4 separate regions of the Homo sapiens genome follow, and all the other regions are linked to region 3. Evidence: chromatin loops called from intact Hi-C (ENCODE). Cell type or tissue: heart right ventricle. All regions are shown on one strand. Each heading gives the region's core, and the rest is flanking DNA. Links, peaks and the distances in the headings are about the cores only.

Evidence for each region. Hi-C counts contacts between places; a loop is a spot of excess contacts. Peaks named below come from ENCODE experiments on the same cell type or tissue, not always from the same donor. Only the 100,000 strongest peaks of a DNase experiment are listed, where the experiment ranks them.
Region 1: it touches region 3 in a loop (2.0-fold over the local background); 29 of 110 quality-filtered maps call a loop at or near these places.
Region 2: a loop joins it to region 3, with 2.9 times the contacts of the local background. A loop is called at or near these places in 11 of 110 quality-filtered maps.
Region 4: a loop joins it to region 3, with 2.6 times the contacts of the local background. A loop is called at or near these places in 24 of 110 quality-filtered maps.

What each region holds. Positions count from the first base shown.
Region 1 is chr2:12,814,910-12,822,638 of GRCh38, forward strand. No RefSeq gene overlaps it. Among named protein-coding and RNA genes, the nearest start is that of MIR3125, 81 kb to the left of the region's middle. RefSeq lists an enhancer at 1,398-2,597. In heart right ventricle, for the core only: no CTCF peak of the experiment used is centred there; a DNase peak (open chromatin) is centred at 4,382; H3K27ac peaks cover 4,922 bases.
Region 2 is chr2:12,840,391-12,848,119 of GRCh38, forward strand. No RefSeq gene overlaps it. Among named protein-coding and RNA genes, the nearest start is that of MIR3125, 110 kb to the left of the region's middle. In heart right ventricle, for the core only: no CTCF peak of the experiment used is centred there; a DNase peak (open chromatin) is centred at 4,211; H3K27ac peaks cover 2,038 bases.
Region 3 is chr2:12,915,508-12,923,236 of GRCh38, forward strand. No RefSeq gene overlaps it. Among named protein-coding and RNA genes, the nearest start is that of MIR3125, 180 kb to the left of the region's middle. In heart right ventricle, for the core only: no CTCF peak of the experiment used is centred there; a DNase peak (open chromatin) is centred at 3,544; H3K4me3 peaks cover 507 bases; H3K27ac peaks cover 3,842 bases.
Region 4 is chr2:12,830,545-12,838,273 of GRCh38, forward strand. No RefSeq gene overlaps it. Among named protein-coding and RNA genes, the nearest start is that of MIR3125, 97 kb to the left of the region's middle. In heart right ventricle, for the core only: no CTCF peak of the experiment used is centred there; no DNase peak of the experiment used is centred there; H3K27ac peaks cover 4,296 bases.

The DNA.
Region 1 (7,729 bases), core at 1,445-6,444, 100 kb before region 3:
CCTCAGGTGATCCGCATGCCTCAGCCTCCCAAAGTGCTGGGATTACAGGCATGAGCCACCTTGCCAGTCCGGAAGCCTTATTTCTTATTGTAAAGCACTATGCGTTTGCTAGCTACCAGTGCATCATTTGCTTGGACAAGGGCCTCTGGCTTTTGTTTCTTTGTAGCCCCAAGTATAGGCCTAACCCATAGGGCCAGCCACTGGGCAATGTCTGTAGTGGGGATGATGGCATTGTGATGACACACTGCACCAATATATATTAAGTGAAAGAGTACCCAATGTGTTCCGTGTAATTACCATCAACAGGGACCATCCCAGATCTGAGCAGTTTAAGCCCTCTGGGCCTTGGCACAATGTGCAGCCTAGATTAATTAGTTAATGTTCATAAGACACTTTGAAGATGGAAAACCTTGTAGGAGTGCAAAGCCCATGTATTAAGGATGATAATTATATACATTTGAGCTTCAAATTCAGCAATCATTGTTGGAAAGGGTAAACCAGTTGCTGATTTATAGCACAGCAGTGTCCTGGACCTGCAAAACCTCTTGAAACGTGTCAAGAGCAGCTCTGGCATGTGCTCTGGGGCATAAAGTTGCTCTTGGAAGCAGGTGGGCATGTATCCCTTCTGTCATCCCACCAGAAATGGCTCAGCACTGTTACCTGGCTGCAAAGTGGATCATTCAATTTTCAATAAATACATGCTGAGAACTTGCTCTGTGGGGAAGACCTATTCAAATTCATATCAAGTAGAACTCAAAGTAATTCCTCCTCCCTCAGACTACAGAGCTTAGGGGTGACATAGAGGTGGTTTCATATCACAGCTCTGGCAATTGTATTGAGTGTGACTTGGAGAAAGTTATGTCGCCAATGTAAGCCCAGGATCTTCATGTTTAAAACAAGTAAACTTTGAAGATAATAATATCAGCCTTTCAGAGTTGAATCTGCAAAATATCTGGTAAGAAACTGAGACATCCTGGGTGCTCAGTAAATGGTAACTGTTGTTATTGTGTTGCCAAACTGTGCCCCTGATAACCAAAAAGCAGTTCTCTTGTGCTCACATCCATTGATGTGGGTTTTAGTTGCATTTGCTAGTTATACATTTTTTAGGACAATTTCTTCTTTTACCTCCAGGGATCCCTCACCCTGTGTCCCCTGATATCAGTGGTCTTTATTAGAGGAAGGAAAAGGAATTCTGTTAATGTTTTCATCTGCTAGCTGCAGTTCTCAAGACACTCAATAACTCATTGTCAATGACCTAGTTACTGACAACTAATTCCTCATTTATGGAATACGTCACTTTTGGAATGAATTTGATGACCCTGAACCAGAGCTCTGAGGACTCTGAACACAGAAGTGGGATCAAAGTGCTGCTAAACCCTGGCACAGCCACCTGGCCTCAGGGAAGGCAGTTAAAGGCACATATTTTAAAGGCCATCAAGTGTTTCTCTTCTTGGTCCTAGAAGAACATTCCCAGAGTGCCCTTCATCAAGTTGTCCCTAATAAATATCAAATGCAGGAGCTGAAGCTGTGGATGCCATGCTCCTCCCACCCACATTCCTCAAGACCTTCTCCCTTGGTGGCCCCACCAGGAGCCCCAAGTCCCACCTTTACTGCCAAACTCCACTTCAAAAGCTGAGGACTGAGTCCTCCACTGGTGCATCAGGGGAAGCCTTTTGAAGATGCAAGGGTTGTGAGTCACTGATAATCATCATGATTCATCCACGAACTTCAGAGACCAGGTTCTCTTTAATACTCATTATCCCTTCAATAGGCCAAGTTGGGCCAATAGTTAATTTGCAAATTGTAGGACTCAGTAAAGTGAGACTCTAAAGGCAGGGTAATTAATAAATTATTTTTATAGAGAGGTTGACTTCATTCAATTTTCCATATTTATTACTCATACGAGACAATCTTTCTAGTTTTCACCTCCCACAGGGCTAATGAGAGTTGATAGTCATCTCTCCTTCCACTATTCTCCCCTCACCTTATTCTGTGAGGCTCTGAGGCATTAAACACACACTTTACACTGCCAGGTCACTGTGGTCACAGTGTGTAGCTCAAAGACGGCCTTCAACAGGCATTTGTTTATTACAAGACACTTCACTGGTGCTCTCTTTCTGTGCCCTTGAATCAGGCCTCACCACTCAGCAGGAGACCAATCAAAATGAGTCCTAAAAACCATTGACAGTAACTTCTTGGCCTCTCTGAAGTCACTCCACCCTCTGTTCCTCTCTTGTGGTTCTGATGTTTGTTTCCTTACCTCTTGGCCTTCTTGGCTTTGGTGTACAATTCAGTGAGTTACAGATTGAATTGTGTTCCCTTTCAAAAAGATATATCGAAGCCCTAACTCCCAGTACCTCCAAATGTGATCTTATTTAGAAATAGGGTTGTTGCAGGTATAATTAGTTCACGAGTTCATGTCATAGTAGGACAGGCTCTGTACCCAATATGACTGCTGTCTTCATAAGAAAACGTCCATGTGAAGACATCCATGTTAGAGACACACAGGGAGAATGCCACGTGAGTACTGGAGGACGAGCATGATGCAGCTAAAAGCCAAGGGATGCCAGACGTTTCCAGCAAACCACCAGAATCTAGGAAGAGGTGAGGAAGGATCCCCCACAGGTTTCAGAGGGAGCATGGTCCATGGATACCATGATTTTAGACTTCCGGCCTCCAGAACTGTAAGAGACTAGATTTTTGTTGTTTGAAGCTATCCGATTTGTGGTACTTAGTTACAGCAGTTCTACCCTCCTTACACACAGGGCTGAGGCAGAAATGCTATTTCCTAAGGCAGGGCCTGAGGCAAGGCCAGTGCTGGGTAACCCAATCTGAAGTCCAGGAAGCACTTACAATTCTCTGTCTTCACTAGAGGTGCATCTTGCAACATGGTGTCTCAGTGCGGGTGTTAACTGTTGATTCCATTGACAGAAAAATCTATCTCCTCTGTATAAACATCTGGATGACTTAACACGTATTTGAGGCCCAGTTCTATGAACCACTGGCCAGACAAGGACTCCAGCCTCCCAAGACTGAAGAGTATAGGTCATGCCAAGAACATTCTTCTCAGAACTCTAGTAGTAGGACTTACAGAATAACGTCCTGGGCAGAGATGATTCGGCCATGAAATAGACTAAAAAGTGGAATCATTGAAATTAGTCATTGTGTGGCCTAGAGTAGTCAAGAGGGGCTCCCCCAAAGAAGCCACAGTGCCAACTATTGTAAGATGAGGAACTTTGGAAGAGCTAGTGATGAGGATGGAGAATATCCCAGGCATGGGGGCCACATGAATAAAAGCATGGTGACAGAAATAGAATGGCAGATGCTGTTCAGTGAGGAAGCTCAGCTGGTTAGAGTAGTGTGGTCTATAGAGAGTAGGGGAGAATCAAGTGTTGAAGGTTAATCCATTTACTCTAACCCTAGTTTGGCTGACTGCTTAATCATGGGTTTTCCTTCCTTCCTTCCCTTCTCCCTCCGTCCTCCCTCCCTCCTTCCCTCCCAGCCTCCGTCCCTCCCTCCCTCTCTCCTTCCCTTTCTTCCTTCCTTCCTTTCTCCTTGTTTAATTCGCCCTCTCTTCTTTTTTCTTTTTCTTCGATATTCAATGCAAATGCCTGATTGCCTGATTTTCATACCCTCTGGTAGGCTCCGGATGAAGGCACGCACTGCTACTATGTTAGAAGAGCGTGCATACACAGTTACAGCACACTACGCTAAACGCTATCACAGAACACAGGACTGGAAACACAAACATTGAGGCAATGCTTGACAAATATCCAGCACACATCAATAGCATTTATTGATGGGAAAATATGGTCCAAGGGTCACATCATCTCATTTGATCATTTCAATAACCCGATGAAGTATCTATTATTGTGTCTAACTTAAGGATGAAGAGACTGAGGCTTAGAAAAGTGAAGAAACATCTCGAATCACACAGCAAGTGGGTGGCTGACACAGGGCTCAAGCCTCATTTTTCTAAACTTTCACTTGTGTTCTTTGTACTACATGATGTCAGTTGTGTATTCTTAAGCTGGAATGACGAATTGGTCACCCAGATTTTTCTTACTGCCTTCAGTTGCTTCTTGACCATGGAGTTTCACCATACCACACTTTTTGGTAATAGGGGCTTGGGATAAAGCCTGTCCTCTCTAAAGATCTGTCTTTCCTTCTTTCCATAGGAAGAACTTGCTGCTCTGGGTATGGACAAATTGGATAGGGTAGAGCAAAACAGGAGAGCCTTGGCTGACAAAAGGAGACACATCAGCTAAGGGTGATGTCGGCTAGCTGAAAATACACACTAATCTAATCTGGCTGTTCTAGATGAATCTCAGGAATGTGGGAGGCTAGCATGTCAGATAGGCAATTATTGGCCGGACACAGGATTGCATAATGCAATGATGACTGGGGCTTCCTGCTTCAGCTTGAATGTGGCGAGCTTGCCAGAGAGGATTTATCTTCCCAAGAGAAACATGCCAACTTTGAGAGGATATGAAGTAACTGTTATTATGGGAAAAAAGACAGGCTTAATTTGAAAATAGTCAAGGTCTCTTTCAGTTGTACTCTGGATCTGCCTTCCTTTGGTTTTGTTTGTTTGTTTGTTTGTTTGTTTTTCCTTTTCTGCTCTTCTGTCTCTGTCACTAGGTCTTTCTCTCTGAATTTGTGTCCTCGTTACCTTTCTTTCATTTTGCTTTTATTTTTACTTAAATCCTTGCTTTTTGTTCAAATCTTTATATCAGTTTAATGTTAGAGAAAAGTGCCTTGATTGTTTTCCTATCAAAGAAGAAAATGCTGATTAGAACCAGTGTCTGTGGTGGTTTTGTATGGGAGGGGTCTTTTAGACTGAAGATTAAGTAGACGAGACTCCTCTATTTAATATGCAACAACCTGGAACATTTTGTTTTTGATAACCAAACAAGCAAATTGCCCACATACTTCCTCTTTCTACACAAAAACCCACATCACATTCTTGCAACTGGCTTTGCCTTAATTGCTTCACAAGAAAAACCCTGGCTATCATTTGGCCTCCTTTGAGACACTGGCTCTGAATTCCTCAGGGTGGCCAGTAAAATGCTTCAGAGAGAAAAATGACGTACATAAACAAAACAGAATATAGGAACAACAGAAAGGTCTTTTCTAGATATTTCTGTGTACTTTCTTTTTTTCTTTCTAGATGAGAATATGACATACGGAATGCATGGCATTGGAAGCCAATGCTTGCAACTCTCAGTCTAGTTTTTCACTAATACACTGTGTTTCCTCTCTTCTTACTCAGTAAAGTATTCGTGTATGAATATAAAAATGTAATGTTGGAGCTAAAATGTCATAAAGTCACAAAACATAAGTGTCCAAAACCCTGAGATTATTTATATTTATAGTGAACTCCTCCATAAATATTTATTATTTTGCAAGATGACCCTGCACCATAAAGAAAATGTGGTGTTGTTTAAGAAGACAGAAAATTATGTAACAACACTTAGACACTGTTTGATATTGAATTAAAATTCTCATGGAAACTCTTCTTGGAACTTAAAGGGATTAATCCGCATTAATTTTCTAGAAAATACACCTGGTTCACTTAAACAAATTCATATTGAATAATGAACCACTTATTGAATATTGTTTGCCAGACTCAATGGTAGGCATTGGAAGCAAAATGATTCATATCTTACACATTCTCAGGATGTTTTATTGTCTTATTTTACATATATGAAAATCAAGTTCAGAGAGGTCAAGCAACTGGCCCCAAGCCACACAGTCAGTAAGTTGGTAGGTCAGCATGAAGCTGGGATGGAAACAGGTCTGTCTGACCTCCAAGTCTGTTCTCTTTGTACTGTATTCTCTCTTTGTTATGTGCCAGGAGCTCTTCCAGGTGCAGATGAATACAAAAGCTAATTTCATTTTGGTAAAATCACCCTTTCCTCCTATGCCCTCTATGGAACTTTGACAATATGAAAGAAATGCAGGGTAAATTTTACATGACCACAGCATAATTAACAAAGACAACAGGTTTATTATTAAACAATCATAACTACTAAGTTAAAAGTCCTGATTTTCCTTACAAATAACATCTACTCCTCTACTACTTCCTGTGACAACTGTCAAATAAAGGCTTGAAATGTAGAAACAATATTTTAAAAGATGAGTTCTGTATAGCAAGGGTATGTCAACCTCTTCCTTAAATCTATTTAGCATTCAACACTTGCAGTAAGACTTATACTTTTTTTCAATATGTTCTTATAATATTACAGAGATACATAAATGCCCTGAGTATTAAATTAAGGCTAATCACATGTCTCCATGCTTTATTTTATCAGTAAAATATCTACATTGTAAACATTGTCTGCCTCTACCTTGCAGTTGGATTCATCTTTTACTGCACAGAGTTCTTGAGCCAATCCTGAGCTGGAAGAGAAAGTATCTTAGAATTTCTACCCTGAGGATGAGGTGTGAAGGTGGCCTGAAATGTGTCCTGCTGACATTCACTGTGTCACTTCCCTACCTAGGTTGAGCCTTGGTACCATGTAGACCCAATCCACCTACTCCACTGCCACAGCTATACCATCCTGCCTCTTCCGCCTTCCTTCTCCTCCACCTCCTGCCCTTCCTCCTTCTTCTTACATCACTTCACACAAACACAATGGTGACCAGTCTTTAAACTCATCCCTTTTAGATGGAATAGATATTAATTTTCTGGATGAGAAAATCGTGACTTAGAGAATTTAGATAACGCACCTGAGATCATAAGACAGGTTCCTGGGTTTGAATTCTGCCTGTATGAAAAATGACATGGGCAGAATTCAAACCCAGGGTCCTGCCTGCCTGCAAAGTCTGAAGCATTAGTCATTTTCTTAACACTAAGTCATTTCTAATCCTTTAGGACGCACCAGCCTTCAGATGGGCACCTTTACCATCATCCTCCCCCACCCATCTAGGACTGACATGTTCTGAAACCACATCTTTTGTGAGTTGGACATTGGTCATACCCTGCTGGGGTGACTGTCATGATCAGCTCAGCCTCCTTACCCACCATCCTACTCTATTTAGGTTTCCTCACCCTTCATTTTCTGTCCTTAGAACCCAGTTCTAGTTTTCATGGCTAATGTCCCAGAATGTTTTGAACCTGAACATCTCAGAGTTAAGACAGTCTCTGCCAACATTCTCTATATTAAAATAATACTAACCATGCCTTACTTACTATGCTAAATCTCTTGCCCCATAACACGTCGCTTCACTGAGAAGTTGCCTTCTTGAGTTGATCCCTGCTGCCACTGGCCATTTCAGATAACTCCACTCACCAAAGACCAACTTACCTGTCAGCCCTTGAAGATATCTGCAGACACCTGGTGGTGCCCAAGACCTACTGAAAAAATTATTTTTTCTGGTTCCTGATGTGCTTTCATCCCAAACCCAGTTCCACCTGAGTCTGGGATCTTGCTCTGAAACTGCTACTGACCCCTTTGGATTGGTTCCTGTACACTGAGCCCTTATGATATCCAGAACTGCTGGCATTGGAAGCCAATGCTTGCAATCCTAGTGTAGTTTTCCACTACTACTCTGTGCTTTCTCTCTTCCTATTAAAGTATTTTTGATGAATACAAAAATGTCATTTTGTAGCAAAAATGTTATAAGGTCACAAAACATAAAAGTGTCCAAAAACCTGAGAATATTTATATTTATAGTGAACTCCTCGATAAATATTTATTATTTTCTAAGATGACCCCACACCAAA
Region 2 (7,729 bases), core at 1,782-6,781, 75 kb before region 3:
CAATCATTTTTCAATGAAAAGTTCATCACTGCCTCACCTGCAGTGGGATGCAAGGAACTCAAGACAGCCTATCTTTCTGGAAAAGTAACTGTCCAGTTTTGGGATTAAATGATAACCTTGGCTTCATTGACTACTTCTGGCCACGTGGGAGCTACTTCCCCTCTACCTTTGTCCTTTCTCCCATGCAGTCTTGTACTGAAGATATTTGTGCAACTTTACCTCTTCTTCTACATCATATGCTTCTTGGTAGCAGAGAGTGTCTCTCCCAGTTGTGTATATGCCTGCAAGAGCCTAGAATCTGGCCTTTTGGTAAATGCAAGGCAACTTATATAAAATATTGAATGCTTTGCCCATGCAGCCATCCAGTTCTCTTACTATATGCCTTTGGCTTTGCTAGTCTCTAGGGATGCGTTGATGAATCTGAGATATGTTTTCTGCTCTCAAGGCTGTCTCAGGTAAATGAGGGCACAGATGCAAAAACAAAAGTTTATGACCCAATGGGACAAGTGTTATAACTTGTGAAAATGCAGAGTGTTTAAAGCACAGAGAGAAAGAATCGCTACTTACTAGAGGGAGAAGGGACTGTCATCTAAGGAGTTGCAGCAGAAACAAAATTCAAGCCTCACTTCGTATCTTAAAGGATGAAGAAGTAGGAGCCACGAAGCATAAATGGACATAGCCTGAGTAGTTTGGTGAACATAGGGAAGTGGTAGGAGATGAACAGATTTTGGGGCATGAGACTTTATGCTGAGAACCATAGGACTGGAGAGATAGGGCCGTATCTACACATCAAAATCTAGATGGATGGAACCAGGTGGCTGTGCAGGAAAGATCCAAGGGAAGCCAGAGGGGTCATGAGAACCACTGGGGAGCTGCTGCCGTATTGTAAGGGAAGAGATGGAAGCTAAATACAGGTTGGTGACCGCAAAGCCAAAACAGAGTATTTGTGGCCAGGCATGGTGGCTCATGCCTGTAATCCTAGCACTTTGGGAGGCCAAGGTGGGCGGATCACAAGGTCAAAAGATTGAGACCATCCTGGCCAACATGGTGAAACCCTGTCTCTACCAAAAATACAAAAATTAGCTGGATGTGGTGGTGCGTGCCTGTAGTCCCAGCTACACGGGAGGCTGAGACAGGAGAATCACTTGAAACTGGGAGGCAGAGGTTGCAGTGAACCAAGATCACACCACTGCACTCCAGCCTGGCGATAGAATGAGACTCTGCCTCAAAAAACAAAACAAAACAAAACAAAACAAAAGTGTTTGCCTTCAAAAGAATTGTGGTGTGAGGAATCTAGATATGTAGGTGAGAATCAACAGGAAAATATTAAATTTTCAATGGGAAAGTATAATTAAGCATTTTGTTTGGTGACACAAAATAAAAGATGCCAAGCAAAGCCGTGGCTATCTTTATTGAATTCAGCTCAGTTTAATGGAAACTCCTTGGTGATTGAAATAAACCAATTCTGTCTATTATAAAAACAAACAAACAAAAAGGGACACCCCTGTTTTACCTGAGCTTCTCAGTGCCAACAGAAGCGAATGCATTAACTGAAAGCATTCAGAGACCAGAAACAATGTGCATTGGCTGGAAATGAGCTAAGAGCTCTCCACTGAAAGGATTTGCTTTCACCGCCACCATTAGGAACTTGCTCCTGAGTCAGAGTGAATGTGAATTTGAATAGAAACTCATTGTACCTGAACATGATCTCTGGATGGGTTTTACCACAACCAAGATGAGGATGAAAAGGGGATATCTGAAGATTGCAATGAAAGGATAGGAATAAAAACAACAACAGGAAAAATTTATGGCATTGCAGGTCAGATCTGACCAGAATTCTGTTTGTGAAAGTAATTCTATAGAACCCAGTGAAAGTGGAGAAGAGGGGACCGAGCTTCCTGCTCTTGGGCTGTTTTATAGTAAATGATCTATATTAGTACTTGATTTTTTAAGTATTATTCATAACGGACTAGCTGTACCTTTAAATGTTTCTTAAACCAGAAAAAAAAGATGTGTTCCTGTAAATAAAACTATCACTCCCACCTGGAGAGTGGGGAAACCACTTCAGTTCCATTTCAAATAAATGTACAAATGAATGAATGACTTCCCAGTTGTCAAGGATCACTAAGAGTTAATTCTTCATGAACATCAGGTATCACCCTCCAAAAAGTGCTAAGACTTTTAAATTACTTCATTTTTTTAAAGCATGATTTTAAATTTCCTAGTTGATAGAATGTGTCTTCTTACAAAACAACTTACAGCTCTTTTTCTCCATATTTCAAGGCTCCTTCGATAATTTTGCTTGAAGTTTTGTTTGAAAATCATAAAAGTTATGAAGTGGTAAAGGTCTCAATTACTACTCAGTCAAAAAACAAACCCAGATACCACTTTAGTTATTTTGAAAAGAAAGAATTTAACATAGAGAATTGGTTTCAAAGGTACTGGAAGAAATGAAGGAGCAGAAAGGGAAGGTTAGGTAAATAATTCTTAAAACTCAACAATAGGAAAGAAAAAAACCTGATTAAAAAATAGGCAAAGGATCTAAACGGACACCTCATCAAAGAAGATGTATAAATAGCAAATAAGCATATGAAAAGATGTTCTGCATATAACATTGTGGAACTGTAAATTAAAACTGTAACGAGAAACCACTACACACCTATTAGAATAGTGAAAATTCAAAACATTGATGACAAGTGCTGGTTAGAATGTGGAGAAACAGGAACTCTCATCTATGGCTGGTAGGAATGAGAAATGGCACAGACAGTTTACAACACAGTTTAGCAGTTTCTCTCAAAGCTAAACGTACTCTTAACATAGGATCAATCTAGCAATCATACTTCTTGGTATTTACCCAAAGGAGCTGAAAACGTATGGTCACACAAAAATCTACACATGAATGTTTAAAGCAGCTTGATTTATAATTCCTAAAACTTGGAATAAACTAAGATGCCCTTCAGTAGGTGAATGGATAAATTGTGATGTATCTAGACAGTGGAATATTATTCAGTGCTAAAAAGGTGAATGGATAAATAAATTGTGATATATCCAGACAATGGAGTATTATTCAGTGCTAAAAAAAAAAATGAGCTATCAAGCCATGAAAAGACAGGGAGGAAACTTAAATGCATATTAAAAAATGAAAGAAGCCAATCTAAAAAAGTTACATATGTATGATTCTAACTATATGAAATTCCAGAAAAGGCAAAACCATGGCGACAGCAAAAAGCTTGGTGGTTGTCAGGGTTTACGAGAGAGGGAGGGGCTGTGAGCGGTGACTCACGCCTGTAATCCTAGCACTTTGGGAGGCCGAGGCAGGCGAATCATGAGGTCAGGAGTTCGATACCAGCCTGGCCGATATGGTGAAACCCCGTCTCTACAAAAATACAAAAACTAGCCGGGTGTGGTGGCATATGCCTGTAATCCCAGCTACTCGGGAGGCTGAGGCAGGAGAATCGCTTGAATCCGGAGGCAGAGGTTGCAGTGAGCCAAGATCGCACCACTGCCCTCCAGCCTGGGCGACAGAGTGAGACTGTCTCAAAAAAAAAAAAAAAAAAAAAAAAAAAGAGGGAGAGAAGGACGAATAGGTGGGTGGAGCACAGAGGATGTTTTTGGCAGTGAAATTACTCTGTATGATGCTGTAGTGGCAGATATATGTCATAGTACATTTTGTGAAAACCCACTGAATACATACCACCAAGAGTGACCCCTAATGCAAACTACAAACTTCGGATGATAATGATGTGCCAGTGTAGGCTCATCAGTTGTAACAAATGTACTATCTGGTGCGGGATGCTGACGGTGGGGAAGGCTGTGCAAGAGCGTGGACAATGGGTATACAGGAACACTATGTTCTGCTCAGTTTTGCTGTGAACCTGAAACTGCGCTGAAGAATAAAATCTATTTTTACAAAAGCGGGGCGGGGTAGACGACCCCAAATTTGTAACTCTAGGAAGTTGCTACCATTCCTGGGGTTATAAGAAGAAAGTGGAGATGGTTAGGATAATGGTACCCAGAGCCCACAATCACTGTGCAGCCAAGGAACAGTGTGACTGCCATCACCCCTGCTAGAACACTGCAGAAGCCCACATAGTCATGGAAGTCCCCTGCTCTGGGCCAACCAGCACCTTGCTGTTGTTAGGATCATTCTGTGAGGTCAGGCATCCAGGGATTTCATCCAGGGACTGTTGTGCCTCCAGCCCCTGTGGATGCCTTCACCACCAAAGATGCGGCTGGCTGGCAGACAGAAGGAATCTAAACACAGCGCGACCTCTCCCAGCCTTCCAATCTGCAGGCAGCGCCCCAGCTTGGCAGGAGCTAATGGAAAGCCAGCTGGAACTGGAACCCGGAATTGTAATTTGCAGACTTTCAGCTCTCCGCAGAGGAGAATTTGAAGGATTGGAACGGGGCTGAAAGCACACAATCAGTAAGGTCAAAGTTTGCGAGGATCTCTCCCTTTTTATTTCCGTTATTCTTATCCCTTCCAGACTCAGACTAAAAATTAATCAAAAAAATAAAAAGATTGGGGTAGCCACCACTGCCTGAGGGCCCACGATGCCTGCTGCCTTTTAAGTATTTTGCATTCATTATCTCAAATTTTTATAGGAAGGTAGACTTTGTTTTTACTTTTAAATCTTCATTAAAAGGGAAACGGTGACTGCAAGAAATTAAGTCACTTCACCAAGGTCAAAGTGCTCTTAAGTAGAAAATGGGGTAGGTGATCTGCCTTTCATCTGACATCAGGTTCTGTGCTGTTTTCATAACTTTCATAGCTCCAACCTAATCAGACACAGAATCTCATCTTTTTAAAAATATTTCCTAATGTTGTCACAAGAGTAGCTCCTGTTAAAAGATGTAAACAAAGACTAGCAAAATCAAAGCCACAGAACAGTAGTCTTGGGTGCAGTTATTTGGCTATCGACTCCCTTTTTCCCTGGAAACTTTAACTTAATCTGACTATTTTTTCTCCCACCCAATATCGAGGGAATAGGTGACTAAAAACCTATATCAAAGAAATGAGAATGAGTTAACCCAGATTCGGTTGATTGCTATTAGCAGTTACCTTTACTTCCTTTTCTACCTTAGTCCATCCACACACCCAAGGCCAAATGTCTAAAATTCCCTACACGCACAAAACGGGCCCGTTGCTCTGCTGGGGTTCTTGCCCTTCACTACAGGAAACATGGGTAGGTCTTCTCAATTAAATAGATGCATATGACACTGAAGGTACAGCGAGGGACATTGGATGTGTTGGAAAATCCTGTAGTTCTATGGAAGAGGGCTCACTCAGCACATGAGTCAAAGACTTGCCGAGGGTGTATGAGGAAATTTTGCCACTAAATAGCAAAGGTCACTCTGCAAAATCCTGCAGGGGCTGGCATTTTTGGTTTCATGTATTTGTATGGTATGAGAAGAAGAAGGAATGAGTAGGGTGTGTGAATGGTTCTTTATAGTGGGCTATTGTGACTGTTTTAGAAGGAGGCTAAGAATGAAAGAAATGTATATAATGCATTAGCTAAGGCCCTGATTAAAATGGGTGGAATATTTGTGTTTCGTGTGGGTGAGAGAGGCATGGGGCTTTTTTCTTTTATTTACCCCTCAACCAGTGTCACTGCGAGACCTGAGAACTTCAGATTTCTATTTCCTTTCAACCCCAATGTCCCTATCTGGCAATGGCAATATGTATTATGTTGCTCCATTTAATTCATGCAACATTACTGATCTCTTTCTATCCAATTTACACAATGTTATACGTCTCTTTCTCATTATAAACTACTGTGGAGTTATAAAGTTGGATAAAGCAACTTGCCTGTCCTCAAAGAGCTTATAATCCTAGTAGTGGAGAAAAAGAGGGATGGCACAAAAAATTATGTTGCAAAATAAAACAATGAAAGTGCCACAAAAGAGAGGAGGAGAAATGAAACCGTCAGCTGCTAAGAATTTTATACACCAGACACTTTTATAGGGTGTCTCATTTAAACCTTATGGCATCCATTAATGTAAATAGTGTCATATCCTTTTCACAGAAGAGGAAAATGGGGTTCAAATAAGCAAAGTAACTTGTCCAGAGTTGCATAGCGAGGAGCCACTGGAGCTAGGTTTGAGGGCGGGTCTTCTGACCTCCACATCCAGAGTCATACTACTTCCAACATAGTGCTCCAAGATGAAATAAATGACAGAAATTTCACCTAGAAGGAGGAGGCAGGGGTTGAAAGTGGGAAAAGGAAAATGCTGGAATTCAACCCATTTGAGACAAGATTTGAGAGATATGGAGGTTAGAGAGTGAGAGGCAGGATGTTCCAAGAAGAAGCAGCAGCAATGTGAGTAAAGAAACAGATTTTAAAGGACTCATGCAGAAGGCCTATTTAAAAGGAGCACAGGGTCCTGTTTGAAAGAACCAGCAATGTGAAGACCAAAGTCCAAAGAGTAAGAACCGAGGACCGGCCCAGAACAAAGAAGAGGGCAGCAGTGGGAAGAAGCGAGGGATAGAATCCATTTGAGGCTGCCTAGAGAAATTCTACAAGCCAAAGGGTCGTGATGAACTACATCTGTTCACATTTATTCTCATGTTTTCTGTATGGTGGCCATTTATATTTCTCTTCTATTTTTGTCATATTAAGTCCATAGTTTTGGAAATTGAGAGTTCAAAAGATAAACAAATGCCCAACTTGTTTTGTCCATGGAATGTAATTTAAAAATCTACCTCCCTGGGCCATCAGTCTACTGATTGTGTTGAATATGGCAGGTGAGAGGAATTATAATGGTATCCCCTCACCTCAAATTTTATCTGTGATGAGATTCGGACCAAGAGTCTAGCCCCAAACAATACAGAGCCTTAATAGTGAGCCTGTTTGGGATCCCAGGCCTTCTAACACCAGATCTAATATACTTTGAGGTTCTCACCTGGTTTTTCATTATAAAAACAAAGTCATATATAGTCATGTGTCCCTTAATGACTGGGAAACGTCTAAGAATGGCATCCTTTGGTGATTTCATTGTTGTGCAAACATCATAAGGTGTACTTAAACAAACCTAGGTGGTATAGCCCACTACACACATAGGCTGTATGGTATAGCCTATTGTTCTTAGGCTACAAGCCTGTATAGCAGGTTACGGTGCTGAATACTGTATGTAATTGAAATGCAATGGTAAGTATAAGTATTTGTGTATCTAAACATGTTAATATAAAAAATACAGAAAAAATATCATATTATGATTTTATGGCACCACTGTCATGTTATCTATGAGGTCCATTTTGACCAAAATGTCATTATGCAGCATATGACTATAGCTTATTTCCGTCCGAAAATGAGCACTGCTTTCTTTGTTTATAGTGCTCTATTTTGGGGGATATTCAGGTGCCTTTCCAGAGCAGATAGAGACAATCAAAGCAAGAGCAGCTTTCTGCATTATAGATGTGCCCTCTGAGGCCTTTGTTTTAGCTGCTGTGATCCAGCAACAGACAGAGATTGTGTGCCCATAGCTGGCTGCGTGTGACAAGGATTGTTCTGTCTCCGGGTGAGAGCAAGGCTTCCGTGAGCTGCCAGTTGGCAGTCCTGACAGCTGCCTATAGCAAAAACATCAGGGATAACATGTAGGGAAATTACTGATTCATCTCCCATGAGCAAATCTCTGCACAGACAACACCAGAAACATTACTGCAAATTGCCCTTTATAATTCTTCACTTTATAATCAAATGTAGGCTTTTAGACATTTTCTGCCAATGAA
Region 3 (7,729 bases), core at 1,513-6,512:
CTGATCAAAGCCACCTGTCTGTCCTCTTCATCATTAACTCCCTGAGGGTAGAGACTTCACCTTTCCCATTTCCTTACTGCCAGCACCTAGCAACATGTCTTAGTAAATATTGGTTATAAAAATTAATGCAACTATAGAGAACACACTAGCCAATGAAAAAACTAAGTGAATGAATGAGTGATCAAATTAGTGAGTCAGTAAATTACTGAATAGTGATTGAGGAAATGAGGAAATGATTGAGTGGCAAATTATGGCATAATTATTTAATTAATGAATACATTCATTATTTAGTAAGTGAATAAATAAGTGTATGACTTACCTAAAGAGTTCATAGCAGTTTTTCTTTCCAGATCAGAGAAATTCAGGATTTTAATTGACATAAACTTTTTTCCTCCAACAGCTGTGTCTCCGGTCATCATACTGCAAGTAGAGTTTTTGCCAAAGGTATTAAGAATAGCTCACCATTTAACTATTCCAGACAATTTGCAATTGCAGTCTGTGACAAAGCCACAGTTTTAACAATATTTCACAATCCTCATTTTATGACTGTGATTTTTTTAATGTAAACATCACCCTCTGTGAAATTGTTTTGTTTTTTTTTAAATTTTTTTCCAGATATTAGTAACAGAGAAATGACTTATATACTATATGTTGGCTAATAAATTATATTCCTTCACAGTAAGTAAGTTCTAGCTGACTTTGATTTATGAAGACAACATTGACTTAGAAGAAAAATATTTTTGTTAATTTGATAAAATGTATCAAAACTGTTCTGTAGTACTTCATTTGCACTAGCAAAGCTATGAACTTAGCTTGAGACATGGCATGGCATTTGTGTATGGCCACAAGGAGACATTGTGTCTTGTCTTTGCAGTACAAAACTGCACACAATCTTGTTTGTGAAAATTGTGCCCAGGAATAATTATTTAGGTTTTTTTGTTTGTTTGTTTTTTGTTTTGTGACAGAGTCTCACTCTCTTGCTCAGACTAGAGTGCAGTGGTGCTATCTTGGCTCACTGAAACCTCTGCCTTTCCTCAACCTCCACCTCCCAGGCTCCAGTGATTCTCCTGCCTCAGCCTCCCAAGTAGCTGAGATTACAGGTGTGCACCACCATGCCTGGCTGATTTTTTTTTTTTTTTTTTGTATTTTTAGTAGAGACAGGGTTTCACCATGTTGGCCAGGCTGGTCTCAAACTCCTGACCTCAAATAATCCACCCACCTCAGCATCCCAAAATTATGTAGTATTTTGAACATCCTTTCCTGTGCAGCCAGAGGTTTCTAATGATAATTGTTAAATAAACAGATCATTAGGTTAAGATTAAGACTGTCAATACAGGCTTAGTCTGCTAAATTAACAGTGTTTGATAGAATGGGACCCATGCCTTCTGCAGTGGTTAGCAAATATTGAATTTGTAAGATTCCATCATTACCTTGTTTTTCATGTTACTGAGTAATAAAGTGAGGCCTAAGTGAATATATGGTTTACTAAATTGATTTCAGACATTAGAGAAAATGCAAAATAGTAAAATAAACATTCTTTAACATGAAAAAAAGTGAGCTTAGTCACTCTGTGTCCTTTCAGTGTCCTTCTTAAAGATTTAGCTTTTCTAGACCCTTTTAAAAGAATACAACTTTTAACACTAAAAAGTATGTTCTTTAAAAAAACTTTTGGAAAATAGAAATGAATTATAAACTTTTCCAAAATTTTGGCTGATTTCCTTAGGATTAATTCCCAAAAAAAGAGAATATGTAAGTCTAAATTGTGAATACTTTAAAGTACTTTTTATTGATTTTCAATTGCTGTATAGAAAGAACCTGAATATATACTAAGTACTAAAATGTCTCTTCCTCCTGTAGAAGTACCTTGTCTCTTACGTTTAGTAATGGAAACAAATGTGATGAATTGCTAAAGGCCTTTTTCCATGATGGCACTCTATTCATAGAAGTTTATATGGCATTTCAAAAGCTCTAGTCTAAACAAATATTGACATAATTTTGGAATCAACTCTCCCCAAGAAGCAGTCATGTAGAAAAGAATATGGATTTTTTTCTTACCCTCCAGAGTATGGAAGTGATCCCCTAAAGAGGACATTCCTGGAATGCTAGACAAACTCAACGTAAGGAACCACATTCTAATGTTTTTGGACTCACCACCTATGCAATGAGCTGACTGCTAGACTTACATCAGGAGTGTTGTGTCTCTGGAAATGTCCAGAGAGAGGTTGGATGACCAATGCTTGGGAAGATTTTTAAAGGTGCTCTAGTTCCAGTTGGGTAATCCAACTAGACATAATGTAAAGTTGCTTCATGCTGGCGCCATGATGTAAACCTCATATCCAGCACATGCAAGCAATTAAATAACTGGAAACTATTACATTTCCAAAGAGATGGTAAACTAAATTTTAATCCATTATTTCAACCTTCTGCTTCATTAATGCCCTTTGAATGAACTACTAAAAGTAACAGAACAGTAGTTTGGGAATTTTCTTTTGTTTTTGTTTTTGATAGCTTGAGTTTATCTGCTTCCTCCTTGGGCCTCTCCCTACTTCATACTGGACATGCCAATGTCTCAAAAGAGACAGGAGAAGAAGAAAACACCTACCTAAATTCAATAATGGATTAGGAATTGGGATGCAAAGGCAAAATGATTTGAGAACTTAAGGAAGTTTTACAGAGACAAGGCAAGGTATCTAAGACATTTTAACAAAGCCATGGCACACTTACTGATCTTGGAATTGGACTCTGCCATCCATCCTGTCCCTTCCCATACCAGCACACCAGTCCCCATTTCTGTTGACTTTTTCCCCTATTCTTCTCCTTTACAATTTGCCCAAGCTGGGAAATGTGGCTCTCATATGACAACATGAAAAATTCTCAAAGGAATGTTGAATATTTACTTTAACGATAAGAACTTGATTAGAAGAAAGAGGCAATTAAGAAATACTGTTCTCTTTGAACAAATTCAAGAAATATTTTGAGACACAAAGGGGCTGAGGCATTTCTGTGTATCCTTATGAGAAAAAATCAATAGAAATCGAGTATGATAGATTTTGAATACACCCCTCAGGACATAGGAAGGTTTACGTGGATATTGCAGCGTATTGGAAATGGACTACATGTTCTGTGACTAAGTTGGGGAAGTAGGTCAATCCATTAGATATTACAATTACATGATGCAATAGGAAAAGCACAGCTATTGAATTTTAGCTGCTATAATCCCAGCTAGGACTCGACAACCCGCAGTTGTTCTACAATTACGATAATCTTTCAGGTGGACTTCATACATGAACTGAAGAAATTCTTTTGAAAATAACTTTTAAAAGGGAGAACATTTCCCCCGCACACATTTTCTAGTCTGCTTGGCCGTCCCCTCTGGGCTCAGTAAAAGAAACTCATGCAGTGCAAGTATGTTTAGCAATTGGGCCTGTTCCCAGGTTGTGAGACGTTTAGCAAAAATCCAGAGTTATTATTAGATCTAAATGGAGGCTTTTGTCAAAAGGCCTCTTGAATTGTTAGGAAATCAGAGTGCAAATTGATAATGACACACAACACGTCTCTGCCCTGGCAGCTCCCCGAAGGCTGCTGAGATACCCCAGAAAGAAGTTCCATAGCCTCACGCCAACAGCATGTTGCCCAATACTTGTCCTTCTCCTAAGTCAGCCTGACAACTGCATTCTTCTCTTTTTTATAAGAGGCAAAACGAGATGGATTAAAGAGGATGTTTGAACTGAGACTATTAATTTCCTTGCAGTGTGTTTTCAAGTCAGATTCCTTTAGAAGAGTCTTTTGTGGTTTCATAAAATTACAACTTTGGCTATTCAGCTGCCTTTTCCAAAGCACAAATTTGGCTTCTAAAGAAAATGTACTGCATATCAAGAAAGGAAAGGAATGAGTATGTGGTTATCTTAAATATACTCATTTTATATAATAGCTCCTTTATGCAAAGAAACAATTACAGTATTAACTACTTATTAATTTAAAAATCGTAAAACATAGTCTTCCTAAAACGTATACGTTTTCTTTGATATATATTTTTTAATTAATAAAAAAGTTTTTCCTTTAGCAATATTTAAATGCTTAAATATGCTTTTTTTCTATCAGGTTTAAAGATATAAATTTCTCTTCTTTTTCTAAGGCTATTACAATATTTTTAATGTTTCAGGGATTAGGTGAGAGACCACTTCCTGAGCAAAGTGCATGTGTGTGATATCTTCAGGGAAATTGGAGAATGAATTGCTCCACCTCCTTGTCTTAATACTCCTGGCCCCATTAGCTTTCTTTGGATGTGCCCTATGGCCATGCACGTGGGAATAGGGCTCACTAAATGGCAAAGTAATTTCAGATTCTTTGTTGGTCCCACTTCTGTGGTCCAAGCACAGTACCTCCCACATGGCAGGAAGTCTATTTTACGTAATGAACCATTAAACATAATCCCCGGAAAAGGGGAGATCCTTACTTTTCACTGCTCTGCAGGTTTGACCAACTTTTAGTTAGTTTGAACTGATAGAAAACTGAACCCAATTTACTTGCCAATGAAGAAAGACAACTTGGATATGTGGAGTCACATCAAACGTTTGGGGATGAACTTCGGGCACATAAGGACACAGTGAGATTTTAAAGGGTGCTTACTAGCTGTCCACAAACCTCAGCTGTAGTTCCAGTGCTACGTGTGGTTGATCCATCACTTTCCTCCATTGGGCTTTTTCTGCTCTTACTGAGATCAATGGTTCTCAAACATCACTATGCATCAGAACCACCACTGGAGATTTTTAAAACACCTATTCCCTGGTCCCACCTCAGACTAATTAATTCAGAATATCCAGTGTGTGTGGCCCGTCTGTGTATTTAATTTTAATTTGATTTTATTTTAAGTACAAGGGTACCTGTGCAGGATGTAGAGGTTTGTTACATAGGTATATGTGTGCCATGATGGTTTATTGCACCTGTCAACCCATCACCTAGGTATGAAGCCCGGCATACACTAGCTAATTTTTCTGATATTGTTCTCTCACGCCACCTTCCACTGACAGATCCCAGTGTGTGTTGTCCCCTCCCTGTGTCCATGTGTTCTCATTGTTCGGCTTCCTTTTATAAGTGAGCACATGTGGTTTTTGGTTTTCTGTTCCTGCATTAGTTTGCAGAGGATAATGGCTTCCAGCTTCATTCATGTCCCTGCAAAGGACATAATCTCTTTCCTTTTTATGACTGCATAGTATTCTATGGTGTGTATGTACCACATTTTCTTTATCTAGTCTATCATTGATGGGCATTTGAGTGGGTTGATTCCATGTTTTTCCTACTGCGAATAGTTCAGCTGTGTATTTTTAAAAAGTTCTCCAGGTGATTCCAAAGTGAAGTTGGAAGTAAACCTGAAGATCATCCTCAAACATCTGATGTGACTCCAGATATCCAAGTTGTTTTTCTTCATTGGTAACTAAATTGGATTCTGTTTTCTATCAGTTCAAACTAATTAAAAGGTTTGGCTCACACACACAATTGTCTTCACCTGGTATGCTACCAACTCAGGGCCATACCAAACTGCTCCAGACTTTAACGTGATATGATTGACCTGGGGTCTTGTAAAAATGAAGCTTCTGACTCATTAGGTCTGTTCTTTCTGCCGTGATACTGAGCAACAGACCTGTGTGGCTATAGCCACTCAAGGTGGATGTCCTACCTCAGCTTGGCACTAAATCTCTCCTTGTGTCTTAAGGACAGGTTGGGACATGAGAGCTCTTGAAGGCTCAAGACTCCCAGAATAAAGCAGCATCGGTGGGCCATCTTTGGGAATGGTAATGGACGGGAAAGAAGGGCACCCACTCACTTGATTTCTGTGCTCCTTATATTTTTGATGTTTATCGAAGCTGACGTTGCTTCCCAAAGGCCAAGGTAGGAAAGACAAAACAGATCATTTTCATCTGCCTCATGTTCCCTTAGCTATTTCCCAGGCTGACTGAGAACAATTTGCATCCTGTCCAGGCCTCATAATTTCTGGTTGTTAAAGAAAGACACATGGGTATTGCCAAAGCATCGGGAGACCGTTACTCAGTGTAGTGTGACTTGAAGGATGTGGGAAATGTGGGAGCGTGGATTACTTTGATTTTTCTTCCTGTGGTCCACACTGGAAGTTTCCTATGAAAGAGGGAGAGACATTGAGTTTGCATTCTCTTTCAATTTAATTTTGGATTCAAAGCATGTGTGTGTATTAAATACAGTGACTATGAGGTATCCTCTGTGTGTCAGATTCTTGGTTAGATGCTGGGGACAGTGACTTTAAGGAGTCATAGATTTTCTCTTCAAGGGGCTCCTAATTGTGGGTAGGGAAAGCCACACAGCTAAGTGTTATCCTGAAGAATAAGGTGCCATAAGAACACAGAAAAAAGGCAATTAACTCTTTTGCTTATATGGTAAAAAAGATAACAGGGGAAGTATGTCAGGGAAACTTTAAAAAATAAAGAATTCCTCAAAATAGAAACAGGAGAAAAGCTTTCTAAGTAGGAATATAGCATGCCTCAAGTCAAGGAAGCAAAACACTATTTTAAGCTTTATTATAGCACTAGAATTAAATTTAGTTATATCTAATCTTAAATATAAACATTTTTTTCACTCATACAGATTTTCTAATCTTTAGGGCACCACCTAATCTATACTCACTAATAATCTGAGTGATGGCATGGTATTCCAGAAAGGCCAAGGCAAAATTGGAAAAGAAAATGAACCCCTAAAACATGAAGGTAAATTTTAGTTCAACTTGAATCAAATGTAGCAAAGATGAGGAAGACAGTACCTGTAATACAGGTGAGATTTATTTTGTGATTTACTTGAGGCTGGGCATGAGGTTTGGCTCACATACAGAATTATTTTCCCCTGGGAGTACTACCAGTTTAGGACCATATCAAACAAATGCTTGGCGGGGTTCTTGTGGACTGTGTGGGCAATGGAAACATGGGTTTATAAATTCTAAGAGGAGATATTTGTCTGCCTCCACCTAGAGTCAAAGTTGATACAGTTCGGTGTCCTTCTATGTTCCCTTAGAGTTTGTTGGTTTTTTTCTTCAATTTTATCCATTCCCTGAGGACATTGCTCTTTTGGAGTCTTGACTTTATATAGAGGTCCGTGGTGATTTAACCTTTACACGTATGGTATTAACTGATATACCAGGGCAGTAGTTGTCTCCAGTGGTTTGTTTCTGTTTCTCATTATTTTTGGCCTCTTGCAATATCCTTTATTATTTTGAGACACGCACGCACACACACACACCCACACAGGCACATACACTCTTTCAAAATATTCTATATATTCTTTCAAAACAGTTTATTCAGCCTTTTAGTTAATGTCTTAGTTTATGTTACTATCTAACAAACGACCCCCAAAACTTGGTAGCTTAAATTAACAGCAATGGTAGATTATGGAGATGATCTTGTCTTGTACAAGTGACTTTTACTGATTTTTAAATGTCTAGATTATTATATTGACAAAAATAAGATTTAAACAATTTAGTATGAACAGAGGCATGATGGATGTCCATCAATGAATTGCACTTGTGCTTAACAAGAACTTAATGGTTCCTGAATCCCTCCTGGCTCACTGCTGATCAGTGGGCCCACCTGGTGCACAGATGGGATGTGGAGGAAAAGGTAGGGTTTAGTCAAAAATAGAGAAGTGCTTAAGGTAGAGAGCAAAATGCTGGCCTTGGCTTCATTAGCATAAGTAATCTGGCAACTAAGTG
Region 4 (7,729 bases), core at 1,743-6,742, 85 kb before region 3:
AAAACTGAGGTTTCTAGAAGTGAATTTTATGCCACATGACCCCTCTACTTAATTGGTAGAGACAAAGTTGGACTGGAGTCTGATTACCATAAATGATTATTGTGCTGTTCTCTTCCAAACTCTTTGTGTACAAGTGTCAAGCACAAGCCGGCCCTGAGTTTCCCAGAACAACTCTGGAGTCTTAGCTTTTGGGAGCAGGCAACAAAAAGAGAGCTTTTCTTGAGTTTTTTCAAAGACTTTCTACTTAGACTTGTCGAAGAGTCAATTTATATAAAACCTAAGTATCTCCTCTCAATTTTACTTTCACACCAACACAATAGGCAACAGAGCTTTCTACTGTAGTCTAAATAGCTTTGTCAGCCCACAGGCTTTTAAGCCAAATTTGCACTTCTAGAAGCAATTTCCTCAGGCTTGGTCTGAGTGGAGGGAGACAGCTAAATGCTCTACCTTTTCTTATCTGACAAATTGAATGTCCTATGAAAAGAAAAAGAGAAATCCTAATGATGAGTGATCCATCTGTATTTTTGACTATATTCCCAATTTTCTGGGGAGTTGTTAGTGTCTTTTCTCCTCCCAACTTTTTTCCTACTGTGCATTTAAATTCAGCATGAATCCTATGCAGATTTAATGGTTTTCCTGGGTGTGCCTGGGCTGAAACCATGTTAAAGCAAATCAGTGTTGATGAGTGTATATTTCACAAATAGCACAGATGACGCTGTGTATCCTTGAAACATTCACTTACACTTTGAAGAACAAATTTCTCCTTCTGTAGCAGAGAGATAACCATACTTCCCTTAGAAGATTGTTTTGTGGAAAGGGATACTGCATATAAAATACATGGTCCAATAGGCACCAGGTAGATACTCAAAAATTGATAGTTAGTATTTTAATTTCCATCTTTGCAACTTTAAAGTATTAACAGCACTAGTAATGTATTCTATGGTCTACTGGTGGTGTTCAGAGGCTACCACATAAATATGTTGTCTGATCTGCTCACAGCCTGCTGGTAATGGCCGTAAGGAGAGGGGTTAGGCTATTATTTACTGAGTACCGCTAGATAAGATGTTATATTAATTAACTTCACATTAACTTCATAAAGTATCTGTTGTAATCTCCGTTTCACTGATAACTGTGAACTCCCTGAGTTCAAGGCTTATGTTCTGTGCTCCCTGCTCCTGGTAAAAAAACAGGCATTCAGTAAATATGTGCAGAGTGTTTATGTCCGTTTTCTCCAGTGATCTGTGAGCTCCAAAGCATGGACCACATCTTCTCTAGCACAGAAACTGGCATGTGTTAGGCGCATTATTAAAAGGCAAGACGCACTTCAGTGCCAGAAATGTGCTGGTTCCTGAGCACAGATTTTTAATGTTAATCTTTGCATGTCTAGGGAAGACCAAAATGGAATAGACTGAGACTCAGAGAGCCTATGTTCTACTCCTGGTTCTGCCAGTGACAAGCTGCCTTTCCCTTTCAGGAGGCTCAGACTCTGTAGATGTCAGACTCAAAACTCCCTAAGAATTTCTTCCAATTTTAGTTCTGTGGCACTAAATATTAAAGTTCTATAAGAATTAGTAAGAATGAGTAATACGGAATCAGTAAGAATTAAAATGTGATCTTCATGTGATCCAGTATGGCTCCAGTCATATCTGACCTCTGCCTATCTTCACACACAACAGGCAACCTCTGCCTCCAAAAGTCTGCATGGGCTGCACCCTCTACCTAAATGCTCTTTCACCAGACACCAACATGGCTCGTTCCTCAGCCTCTTCAAGGTGAGCTTAACTTACCCTATTTTAAATTGTAACTTCCATTTGCACTCATGGTTCCCCTCCCCATGATGTATTTTCCCCATAACTTTCTCTTTTCTAACAAACTCTTGGTTGACTTTAGTGTTTTACCATCGAATTCCTCCTAATAGTATGGAAGCTCCATGGCAACAGGATTTTTTTTTCTGTTTTGTTTCTGTATTTCCAATTGCTTGAATAGTGCTTGACATGTGGTCATATCTCAATAATTTTTTTTCAGCAAATAATTGAATCTACATGTGATCTTGCTGCAAATTAAGTTCAAAATAAACAAAGACATGTTTTAGGGAAGAAGTACTTGAACTCTTCTGTGGGTTACAGAATCACATTAAAATGAATGGGTAGAACACAGATACTTATTCAACTGGATGTTCATATACTTCCTGTACGAACAAAGCTTTGCCTAAATTACTTTTTAAAACATCATCACAATAGATGTATTAGGAAGATATTCTTCTTTCTCTTTTCCGGATAAAGAAATTAAGTTTTCAAATCACACATGGGGCTGTGGTGTTAAGACTCCAGCTGTGTGTGATTCCTGTCCTATCTGTCTGACTACAAAGCACATACTCTTTTGTGTTACACAGTGTAACTGTCAAAAAATGTAATATCAGAAAAACTTCAGTTTTCAGAAGAGCCCTCTCACACTTTGTGTGGAGGTGGTCTGAATGGTATAAAACACCCTCTTTTTAAGAGTCACAGGCTGGGCTAATAGATATGACTGCTGCTCATGTGGTGACCTTAGACAGCCCTTTTCTCCTCTACAAAGTGAGAAGGTAGAGTTAGATGACTGCCAAGGTCTTCTCCAGCCCCAATGTGAGGACCTTATTGAGCTCTTCTTGACTCAAGTATCCATTGGCCAACGCAAACTTGCCTAAGGCTCAAGGACTCTTCAGTTTCAGAGTGTGAGTGAAGAGGAAAAACACACCCTGACAGACAGAGAATGAGCCACTTTTGTCCCAGCACTGATGAACTCCATCACGGTCACTCAACTGGGGGTGCTGGCATCCTCATCTCAAGCCAGTTTCCTGAAAGTCAAAACTTGGAGATCATCCCACGCCGAGAGCATTTTTTAAGGGGCTGATGAAGCAACAGGGCCGTTCTTCAAAAAAAGGGGATGGCCTAGGTCTGGAAATTACTTCCTTCTTTCAGTAAGAAGGTTACCATGATGGTTAATCAACTGTAAGGTCTTATGAAAATTAATCAGTAGATCCAAGTTGGGCAATATGCCTTGCTTTATGAAATTGATCATGATAGAATGGGAAAACCATGGGATTTACAGTCAAATGCAAGTTGTTATCCTGGCTTCTTGTCATCTTATGAGCTGTGTAATCTTGGGACAAGGTAGTGGACTTCTCAGATACTTCATTTATATATTTTTATAATATATAACGATATTTACCCTGCATGATTTAAAGATAAAATATGTAAAATTAATACATATAAAGCTCCTGACAAAATTTGGCTCAATGAATATTAGGGCATGTTGAGAAACAGTCAATCTGTAGGGATTTTATATGGCAATAATTGTCCATGTGGACACGTCTACCTATCTCTTTTCCACTTCCTCTATATGACCTCTGACCTTCAGCCTCCTTAGAATTTGTAGAGTTGGAAACTGAGCTAGCCCAACGTATCACTGGGGTGAGAGTAAGCTGGAGCTCGGGTTCTGAAATGTCCGTCTGGAATGGGTGAGGCCCTATGGAGAAGAATGACCATGAGCTGCAAATCTACAGAATGGGACAGGGCAGGGGTCCTATGATTACAGATCTGAGATGCCAATAGAAGGGGAGGAGGAAAAACAAGCTGAATGTCAAGGGAACAAAACAAGGATAAGGCTGGAAAGACACCAGAGAGTGAGAAAGTTACAGTCACAGATAACTCTCCAATGTGCTTATAATTCTCATGGTGTTATTTTATAACCTCCTTTTCAAGGTTTTCATGGCGGAGTCAGACCCTCCCCTAATATTTCAGTGACTTCTTTCTTCCTAAGTCCCCTGTGTTCCCTGCCCTCTGAAACTCAGCCTCTTTTATCAGAGAAGTACATGGTCTGACTCTGTAACTTCATCACTTGAAGTAGTAAGGACTATTTTAGCTCCTTGTCCTGATGGGAACCCGGTGTGGCTTTTCCATGGGGAACAAGGCTTCTAGCAAAAGTTGTCCTTTGGGAAATACTTTAACCTAGAATGTTTCTATCTTGCTATATTTAGAGCGAGTACAAGCAGATGTATTCTTATCTTAGATAAGCTGGGTAAGACATGAGCAGGATCTTAATTTGATGTGAATCATTTTTTTCTTTTGATTGTATCTGATCTACATGCCTGTGGGTATGGTTGAGTTCTGATTTACATGGGCTGGGTGGGTTCCTCTATTGTTTTTCTGATGTTCTCCGTGGAGCTCTAAATTTTAAAAGGCATGTCTTAGAGGTAATATGTGGCAAAGATCTCCAAGTCCCCCTACTCTAGTTCAACTGGAGGATTTCACTTATATCCATTCTGTATGATAGCCTTCCATAAACAATTTCCTTGAGAAAAAGGTTTAAAAATCATTGCCCTAAATGGATTCTAGATAGTACCCTCCAGTATAACTTTCTGTGGTAATGGAAATGTTCTACTCTAGCTAATAGGGTAGCCACTAGTCACATTTAGCTATTGAACACTTGAAATACAGCTAAAGTAAATGAGGAACTAATATTTAATATTTATTTATTGAGAAGGAGTCTCACTCTTTAGCCCAGGATGGAGTGCAGTGGCACTATCTTGGCTCACTGCAACCTGTGCCTCCCTGGTCCAAGCAATTCTGCCTCAGCCTCCCAAGTAGCTGGGATTACAGGTGCCTGCCATCATGCCTGGCTAATTTTTGTATTTTTAGTAGAGACGGGCTTCCACCATGCTAGCCAGGATGGTCTCGATCTCCTGAACTCAGGTGATCCGCCTGCCTCAGCCTCCCAAAGTGCTGGGATTACAGGCATGAGCCACCGCGCGCAGCCAATTGTATTTAATTTTAATTAATTTAGATTAAAATGGTCCCCCATGGCTAGTGACTACTGTATTGGGTAGCCTATTTCTAAGAAATGTTGATGGATTTTGCTTTGACTCTGTGAGCAGTCACTGGAGTGTCCTAAAGTGAGGAGGTGTGAAACAACATGGTGTTTAGTGTTCAGGGAAGAAATGCAACTATCTCAGTAGGACTGGACCAAAGGATGATTGTGGATCACAAGGTAGTTGTGGACAGAATGGTAAAGATGAAAGTCAGATTATAGTGGGTAAAGGGATGAATTTTCATAGAGGAAACAAAGGTAATTAAGTCACCTTTTCAAGTAAAAATATAGCAGGTTATATGTTTCAAACATAATCATAACCATGCTTCTCATCCCACATGTTCTTCTTAAGATGTAACTGTGACTCTTTTCCCACTGAGGAGGTGGGGTTTGTGCTCCCTACCCTTGAATGGAGACAGGTTTCTCACTGAAGTGGAGTGACATCAGGTGACTTCTGAGGCTAGATCACAAAATGCCATACAGCTTCCACATGGCTTCCCTGGGACATTTGCCCTTGAAATCTAACTGTCATGCAGAGAGGAAGTCCAGACCTTCCTGTGCAGAGAGACAACATGCAGAGGTAACACGCAGAAATTCCAGCTAACAGCTATGCTGAGGTCCCAGCCCACAGGCGGCCTCAATCCATAGACATGCGCGGCAGGATATGGTTCCAGGTGATTCTACTCCTCCAGCTGCAGAGTCAACCCTCCTCCCCCATGCTTCCCCTAACAATTCAAATCTTTCCAGCCAAAGTACCAGACATTGCAAAGCAAAGACAAAACCTCTCCAATCTGTCTTGTCTGAATTCCTTACCCACTGAATCCAGGAGCATAATGAAATCTGTGTGTGTGTGTGTGTGTGTGTGTGTGTGTGCGCACACGCGCTGAGGCCACTGCATTTTGGGATTATTTGTTACACAGCTGTGGTAACTAGACCTTTAATGTGCTTAGAATAATCGAGGGAAGGTAATTTTAAGCCATGTCTTCTTTTTGGCAGAAGGCAGTCTAACTCATCCTGAAAATCTTCCCATTACTCTGTGAGTTCCAAGCAAGGAAGAATGACAAGATAACAGAGGCAAGAATGAGAGTGAACATTCTTGGGCTTGGAGAAAGTGTGTAGTCACTGGTCCCTTTGCAATGAAAAGGGATTCTTCCTCCTCTCAGGCGGGTGGGAGGGAAGAGAGCAAGCAGGAAGGCATGGGGGAAAGAAGAGAAAACTCCTTTGGGAAGGTGGTACAGCCACGGATGGAGAACTCAAGCTTTGCGTCACACAAAACTTGGTTAGAATCTTGACTAGCAGCGGCTGCGTCATCTAAAACCTCTGGACTTCAGTTTTCTCATCTTTAAAACTGGTATAGTAAAATATATATATCACATTATGTATTGTGATACGTATATGTGAAAGTGCTTTATACATTACAAAGGGTCATACACAAATAGTTCTCAATATACTTAGAAGAACAAGACCTGGCACTTATGAATATTGCAGAATGAATATGTCAACTACTATTGATATACAGAATAGTGCCTTTTCTTAGTTTACCAACTCTTACAATAAATCAGTACCTCCCATATCTTAGAATTAAATAAGTAACTACAGATAGGGATTTGACTCATCTTATTTTTTTCTTTAAAAGCTATGAACAATCATCTGTCAAGGAATTAGTTTTAAAAATTCAGAACGAATTACAGAGAATTGAAGTCAACTAAGACGTCTGACTCAATTGTTCATACAAGTGATAAAGTGGAAACAAAACAATTGGAGTGGGCTTGTTCTTCATGTGGTGTAATTCACCAAATTCTGGAGTCAGTTAAATTGGAAGAATAGAAATGTGAGATTTGTGCTTATATTTTTTGTTTAGTTTTTGCAAAACAAAACAAATCTGTGTATTTATGATATTGTATTTCTGAACTGGGTGGGGGGGCTCCAATCTTTTATTTCCACTTATTTTCTATACACGCCTTTGAAAGTAGCTTGGTTTTGTATATTGTATACAAAGGCAGAGAAGGGCGGCCCGCTTTCCTTCCTCGCCTCCTCCCACCCAGCCTCTAAATAAGTGTGAGCTAGTCACTACCATACATGTGGGTGGTAACTCTGTTCTTGGTTCAGGGAGAAAAAGAAGCACAGGCAAGTAAGAGAGGCTTTTTAGCAAGTTGTGGACTTGAAATCTTGCATCTGTAATAATCCAGGGAAAATGTTAACAAAGTCAACAATGGTTAACATATAATAGAGACAATCATACTTGGTAATTGCTACATGGTGTTTTGCACAGAGAAGGCACCCATTGCAAACTCTGTAGCCATTTTGTGAAAGGCTTAATTTCTAACTGTGAATGCCAAGTGATACCTGGAGTGGCAATGTTTTTTTGTTTTTTAAATAATTTTTTGCTTTCCTTATGCTTGCTCTTCAGAATTTCTGCAATGATTTCAGAAATTAGAGCATTTAAAAATGCATATCATGGACGGTAAAGAAAAAACACCTGATAATAAATATTTGCAAAACATTTTCAAAACTATATATTTTCGTAATTGCTGACAGTCTTGTGATATATATAATTTTATGAGGTATCAATAGGGGAAAAAAGGAAATCTAACTCAATTTGGATGTTTGATCTATTCCCATTGAACTTTGCTTGCTCAAATTTTATTTATTTATTTATTTTTAAATTTGTATTTATTTATTTTGAGTCTGAGTCTCGCTCTGTTGCCCAGGCTGGAGTGCAGTGGCCCGATCTCGGCTCACTTCAAGCTCCACCTCCCAGGTTCACACCACTGTCCTGCCTCAGCCTCCTGAGCGGCTGGGACTACAGGCGCCCGCCACCACGTCCTGCTAAGTTTTGTAGAGATGGGGTTTCACCATGTTAGCCAGGATGGTCTCGATTTCC